2 separate regions of the Homo sapiens genome follow, and region 2 is linked to region 1. The links are chromatin contacts, found by Hi-C or POLR2A ChIA-PET in ENCODE. All regions are on one chromosome and are shown on one strand. Each heading gives the region's core, a stretch centred on a gene start or an enhancer-like site at or near the end of the contact. The rest is flanking DNA. Distances are from core to core; before and after follow the strand shown. Region 1 overlaps LRRC52-AS1 (LRRC52 antisense RNA 1). Region 2 holds the start of LRRC52 (leucine rich repeat containing 52).

Region 1 (3,201 bases), core at 489-2,988:
TACAAGAAGACATTTAAATTTTTATACATGGACCTGAACACCTTGAAGTTTTGTCTATAAAATGTGATTAAATGGTATTTTGGGTAAGCCTGGCTATGAATTTTAATTGGAATGTGGCAAACAGGGTGAGCTGGATAAAAAATAGTAAGTTTCCATGGATGGTTGCTGACATGCAATGTAGACATTTAGTTGATAACCAGGTATCTTGTAGGGTAATGCTGGCACATGTCTGGATGTGCCCTTCACCCAAAATGATGTCTCTCTTGGACGCATGGCTCCCACATGAAGTGTTATGTAAAAAAATGTTTCTCTGGTAGAAACGTATCACCAGCTAAATATTCGTAGAGAGGGCCAGGCACGGTGGCTCATGCCTGTAATCCCAGCACTTTCGGATACTGAGGCAGGTGGATCACTTGAGGTCAGGAGTTCAAGACCAACCTGGCCAACATGGTGAAATCCAGTCTCTACTAAAAATACAAAAATTAGCTGGGCATGGTGGTGCAAGTCTGTGATCCCAGCTACTCGGAAGGCTGAGGCAAGAGAAGCGCTTGATCCCAGGAGTTGGAGGTTACAGTGAGCCGAGATCACACCACTGCACACCAGCCTGGGTGACAGAGTGAGACTCCATCTCAAAAAAAAAAAAAATGTAGAGAGTATTTTCCATTTTCCCATTAACAAGGTGAATCAAAGTAGTGTGCAAGGTTTCCAGAGGAGAAACAGAATTCAAGCATGCTAGGCTGACAATGGAGAAGCAGAAAAGGAGCCAGTGTTTGACTCAAAGGCCCAAGCATAATAAACATGTAGACTGGTCTGAAGATCATGCAGAAAGCATCAGTGTATTGGCCATTGAATCACTGTTTTCCTTAAAATGAAATCCATTTCTTAAAATTACTTTGTAAACTAACATTTTCAAGTATACTTTTAATTTATGGCAAAACCACAATAAAGAGAGGCAAGTTAGTGTGACATAAGGGCATTTATTAAGAGTCAGGTTTTGACACTAGCTACGTGACTTGGGCAACATTTTTTATCTCAATATCTGGGTTTCCATTTCTTCATATGTAAAATGAGTCTAGTTTGATTCTTCTCAACCTTGGTTGATCAGCAGAATCCCTAAGGAGGTGTTAAAACATACCACTTTCTGGGTATCTCTCCCAGATAGTATGATTTAACTGGTCTGGAATGGGGCCCAGGCATCAGTATTTCTAAAATATTTCCAAGTGAATCCAAAGTGGGCACAAGCTGAGAAGCATTGCACTGGATGAGCTCGATGCTCCTTTCAGCTCTCATCTTCCTTTGGCTCAGGAGTCTTCGCTTCTGGGAGTGTCTGAGCCATTGGAAAACTTAGTAACCAATGATGGATACATCCCACAACACTTGAGGCTCGTACTTTGCCTCTTAAGAGGGTCACCATTTCTTTTTTTAAAAAATGAATATATCTATCCATCAAGTTAAAAAATCTAAAGCAGCTTTAAAAATAGGTTTCGAAATATGCTGTGCCTCTGACATTTTGTACTGTCCTGAGAAGATACTCAATAGCCCTTCCCATAGTGTCACCAAAAGCTTTCTTTATTCCACTTCAACCCTTCCCTATGTCTTTCGGGCATTTAGGCCTTGGGCCCACATTTGTTTCACAGTTGAACTCGAAGTGCTGATTCTTATTTCAGTTTGGATTTGCTGCCAGGTCTCCCAGCCCAAGTTCAGTTTCCCATGGGCTGGCTGAACCACCAGTGTAAAACAGCAAGATAACATCCCAGAGCTGGAGCTCCTCCAGCCATGTTATGTCAGGAGAACCGAGTCCATGTTGGCCTCACAGGGTCACTGTGTTCTCACAGCCAGGAAGCCACCCTGGAAGCACATGGATGGATGGCTCCAGCATTTCATTTCAACGCCATCCAGTCTCTCATTCCAGCTGTCGAGAGCAAACCAAAGGGAGAAGAGAAAAAAAAAAGTCCAAAGAAGCACTAGTTCAAGGCCAGTTTCAGAAATCAAGTGTTTAAATAAAAGTTATCCAGACTGAAATTCTGGACTCTGATAAATTACAAAATTAAAACCAGAATAAAGGTAGGTAGCTCTGAACACTCTGGTCAGTAAGTTTCTGAGTTAATTGACCGAACTGTCCAGTTAATTGCTTCCACCCGCACTTCCTTTTGGTTATGGAGACAGTTTCTCTACAGAAACAATTGCTTTCCCACCTGAAGGTTAAAATAACAATGTAAAACTATACCTGGCAAAAAGTTTGATCTTTAGATCAAGGGATTAGATTGGTTTTAGTTAGGTAAATTTTATAGCCTGGAGAAAACTATTTTCAAATTGCTGCAATATTTTTGTAAACCCAAGATTTTCTCAGTATACGAAAGAGTTAGCAGGGCCACCCAGGTCTTTACATGGAGTTGGCCTGGAGTTTCTGCTTACCCACATAATCCTCATTTTCAAGATTAAAAATCATAGTAATAAGAACATTTCTTGAGTTTTGTCATTATTCATCATTAGATTCGTCTAGATCATGCCAGAAGTAGAAACAAAATAAGATAGAAACAGAGTGCTTAGGAAAAGATCAGGGACAGATTGAAACATGGCCCACTAAGCAGGTCAGCCAGTTACCCTGCTCTTAGGCTACTATGCCAGCTGTCGCCCACTACATCCTTACCCTGGTGCCACTCATCACCATGCCCAAGGAAAATGTCCAAAGGAAATCTCCAACCCTACAGAATAGTGAACGAGTACCCAGTTACCTTTAGGATTAACCTACCCTGATAACACAGAATGTGGAATTCCCCTAGAAATACTGAGGCCAAGAAGAGGCACCAGATCTCATTTGGGGAACACAGGCTGATGATTTTCCAAACTATTCGAGTGTTGGATGCCCACAGACGCTGTGCTATCTGCACCGTAAGGCTGTGTAGCTCACTGGTGAAGAACATAGGACTTAGAAGACTAATCTTGGTTCCATTCCCAAGTTCTACGTTCACTTGCAGGGAGATCTTAGACAAATTACACAAATTATTGAGCCTCAGTTTCTTCCTCTGTAAATGGAATATGGGGTTTGAGGCAATGCACAGCTGAAAAATAAGAGGGTCTTAAGAAATTATAGTTATCTTTACTATCCTTTATAATTACCTAGAATGATGAAACTATAACTGAATCCATTATGGGAAGGATTCTCAGAGCCATATTTTGTGGATTGGCTTAAGTTTTCAG
Region 2 (3,201 bases), core at 285-2,784, 54 kb after region 1:
TGATCATTTCTCATGGAAAGGAAGCAGACAACAAACACAGCCCTTCCAAACAAAGTATCCCTGCCACACTCCACCAGCAAAACACACCCTCGCCACAGCTCCCAGAGCAGTCACTTTGGAAATTAATTCTTTTCTATAGACTTCATGTGCTAGATTTCTCTCCTCGGCAATCACATAAGATCTAGAAAGGAACTTATATTTTAATAGAATTTGTTTTAATTATGAGGAAAGGGTGTCTGCCCTATCAATTAAGTCATGCTTCAATTAGTACAGCTATCATTGGGGTCATTACTTTAAGTATTTGAAATGTCTACTTAAATAAGGTCACTTTCAATTTGGTAAACACGCCTAAGTCATCATATTAATTCACAGCCAGTCACCCAAGGAATGCTGAGTAAGTAAACAATCAAGCATTAGCTAACTAGCCACAAATCCATCTGACTTTATTAATTTCTCTCTTGGCAAAGAAGCAAGAGAAGGAAGCAAACCATCAGAAACATTCTCACATTGTTCATTCACTATACATTTATTACATACCAGGTGCCAGGCACTGTGCTTAGGTTTCAATATGTTACTAATATTCACAACTCAGTATATATGAATGTTTTTAAAAAATGAAATCCAATTTTCCCAAAAATAAAAGTTTCAACTCCTCAGATGTTTTATCTTATTTCTGCCTGATATGCCTTCCTCCACGGGGTGTGTGATACATCCCAACTCTTCAGCTTCCAGGTTTTCTATCCCTCGCTCCAAAAGACTAATCACCTGACAAGTAATTAATGAATATAAACTCACACTAGAAGTACTAGAGAGGCACTCACTATTTTAAAAGTCCTAGGAGAATACGAGTGGTAAAAAAATACTTCTATTGTTGCACTCAGATTTTTTATATATACATTTGGGTTTTGTGTTAGAAGGAGTAGCTTACACTTATTCAAAAACTTTTTAAAAATACACATATATATATATTCAAAATGCAGACAGAGATGTATACATCCTAGGAATAAAGTCTGAAAAGAGTACCACTTTATCAGAGGAATTCCCCTTGCCTCATTTCAAAAGAAACACCCCCTTTCCCATCTTCTTCTGGCAACACTGAAAAACTGGCACCCATCCAAATCAATATCCAAGAAAAGACCCACACTGAGAACTGACCTCAAGCAAGTCACTGCTCATCACTAAGAAAAGGAGTTGGCCTGGAGATGTCCCATGTTCCCTCTATGGCCTGCAGATTAGGGGGTCCAATGTCACCTAATCTACTACAGCTCCATGGGGAGCGGGTACAGATACTATACACATCCACACACTGAACCCAGCCTGGTCTCCAACACACACATGCTGCAGGCCCCTACCCATGAGGCCCCAACTCCCCCAGGGAGTTCCAGCTGGCTTACCAAGACACATAAAACACCCTCACACCACCCAGAAGGAGAGGTGAGGAATCTCTTTCCCTCAGCCAGGCAGTCTCCTGAGGCTGCTGACATCACAAAGGTGTCAACTGGCAACCTCATTGTCATGTGGCTCTCCCCTGGCTCCCCTTCACTTGCAAACGCAGGGAAAGGGTGAGACCTTTCAAAGCTGCCAAGTGGGCAAGCTTCCAGCAGCAGTCTGGGAGCGAGCGACAGAGCCACCAAGCTGGGCGGCAGGGCATTGAGCCTCGCGTTTCAATTTCTGTTCAGTTCTCCTGTAATGGAAAATTGCTTTGCACAAAGCTAAAGTGTTACAGTTCTTTCCAGAGCCCCTCCCCCGCCCCACCCCCCCACCGGCAGCCTTCGGATCAGAGGACAGAGCCCGCAGGAAGGTGAAAGGAGGGTGGTTGTGGCTTCTTACTATGTCCCTTGCTTCAGGCCCTGGCCCTGGGTGGTTACTCTTTTCCTTTGGAATGGGGCTGGTATCAGGGTCAAAGTGTCCAAATAATTGTCTGTGTCAAGCCCAAGAAGTAATCTGCACAGGGAAGCAGTTAACCGAATACCCCCTTGACATACCCCTGAACACCCGGAGGCTGTTCCTGAACGAGAACAGAATCACTAGTTTGCCAGCAATGCATCTAGGACTCCTCAGTGACCTTGTTTATTTGGACTGTCAGAACAACCGGATTCGAGAGGTGATGGATTATACCTTCATCGGGGTCTTCAAACTCATCTACCTTGACCTCAGCTCCAACAACCTAACCTCGATCTCCCCATTCACTTTCTCGGTGCTCAGCAACCTGGTGCAGCTGAACATTGCCAACAACCCTCACCTGTTATCGCTTCACAAGTTCACCTTTGCCAACACCACCTCTTTGAGGTACCTGGACCTCAGAAATACCGGCTTGCAGACCCTGGACAGTGCTGCCTTATACCACCTCACTACTCTGGAGACCCTGTTTCTGAGTGGAAACCCCTGGAAGTGCAACTGCTCTTTCCTGGACTTCGCCATCTTCTTAATAGTGTTCCATATGGACCCCTCAGGTGAGGGCTTGATTGGGTGTGGGGAAGAGGATGTGATTGAAGTGGCTCCAGAAAAGGTGAACTCAAAAGATGGTCAGAATGGGAGAAAAAGTTGGGTGAAGCTGATTGAATGCATTCTTATTACTCTGCAGGGCCCACCCTTGGGTTGACTGGAGTAGCAGTAAGAAAAAGTTCTGAAATAGGAATTCAAAGAGCTGAGTTCTGGTCCCAAACTCAGCACTTACCAGTTGGCTACCCTTGAAAATGTCACCATTTCTCTGAGCCTCAGTTTTCTAATCCATAAAGTGGGGACAATAATATTACCTAAGGCACAGAGTTGCATCAAATATATGATGTGTGTAGAAATGATGAAGTACTCTAATTGCAAAGTGACAAGGTAATATAGGGACACTGTATTCTGTTGGTAAACTGTTTTAATCTGTTTAATTCAGCAACTGAATTTTTCCAGGATCAAAAAGTAAATTCAGTCATTCATATAGGATTATGATATATAGAAAGGAAAGTTTAACATAAAGATGGAAGGAGGGGCACGTGAGCTACCCAGACAGTGAGAGAGGGAGGGAAGAAGGAAGAAAGGGCTTTTGATAGCTGCTTTGTTTTGAAGATGCTGGCCTCCTATGGAAGGAGAGAATGGCATGAATCAATGGAGAAAGGGTCCAGTGCTCACTGTGTCAAGCAGAGAGATTCTAGTCTTACAGGTAGATAGATGCTCAGCTCTTACCTGGGAGATTTCCAAGCTCCTTGCCAC

What was found. A loop is a pair of places that touch in the nucleus more often than their neighbours do. ChIA-PET counts read pairs that join two places held with the same protein, here RNA polymerase II (POLR2A). Pooled maps may share reads with other maps.
Region 2: a loop to region 1 is called in a map of heart left ventricle, with 2.1 times the contacts of the local background. The contact joins the promoter of LRRC52 here to the enhancer-like site in region 1. A Hi-C loop is called at or near these places in 7 of 168 maps with a recorded cell type or tissue (Calu3, K562, gastrocnemius medialis and 2 more) and 6 of 50 pooled maps. POLR2A ChIA-PET finds 5 or more read pairs at or near these places in 1 of 52 experiments (activated T-cell).

The regions. Positions count from the first base shown.
Region 1 is chr1:165,488,618-165,491,818 of GRCh38, forward strand. The region is part of intron 5 of LRRC52-AS1 (LRRC52 antisense RNA 1); the gene reads right to left. Among named protein-coding and RNA genes, the nearest start is that of RXRG, 45 kb to the left of the region's middle. Within about 2 kb of position 1,739, at least 3 of the 41 ENCODE cell types and tissues checked have a DNase peak (open chromatin) inside an H3K27ac peak, as active enhancers do; they include gastrocnemius medialis, where a contact is called at or near this core.
Region 2 is chr1:165,542,466-165,545,666 of GRCh38, forward strand. LRRC52 (leucine rich repeat containing 52) reads left to right here and starts at 1,535. Exons shown (of 2, transcript NM_001005214.4): 1 at 1,535-2,453. The coding sequence starts at 1,832. The region is part of intron 3 of LRRC52-AS1 (LRRC52 antisense RNA 1); the gene reads right to left.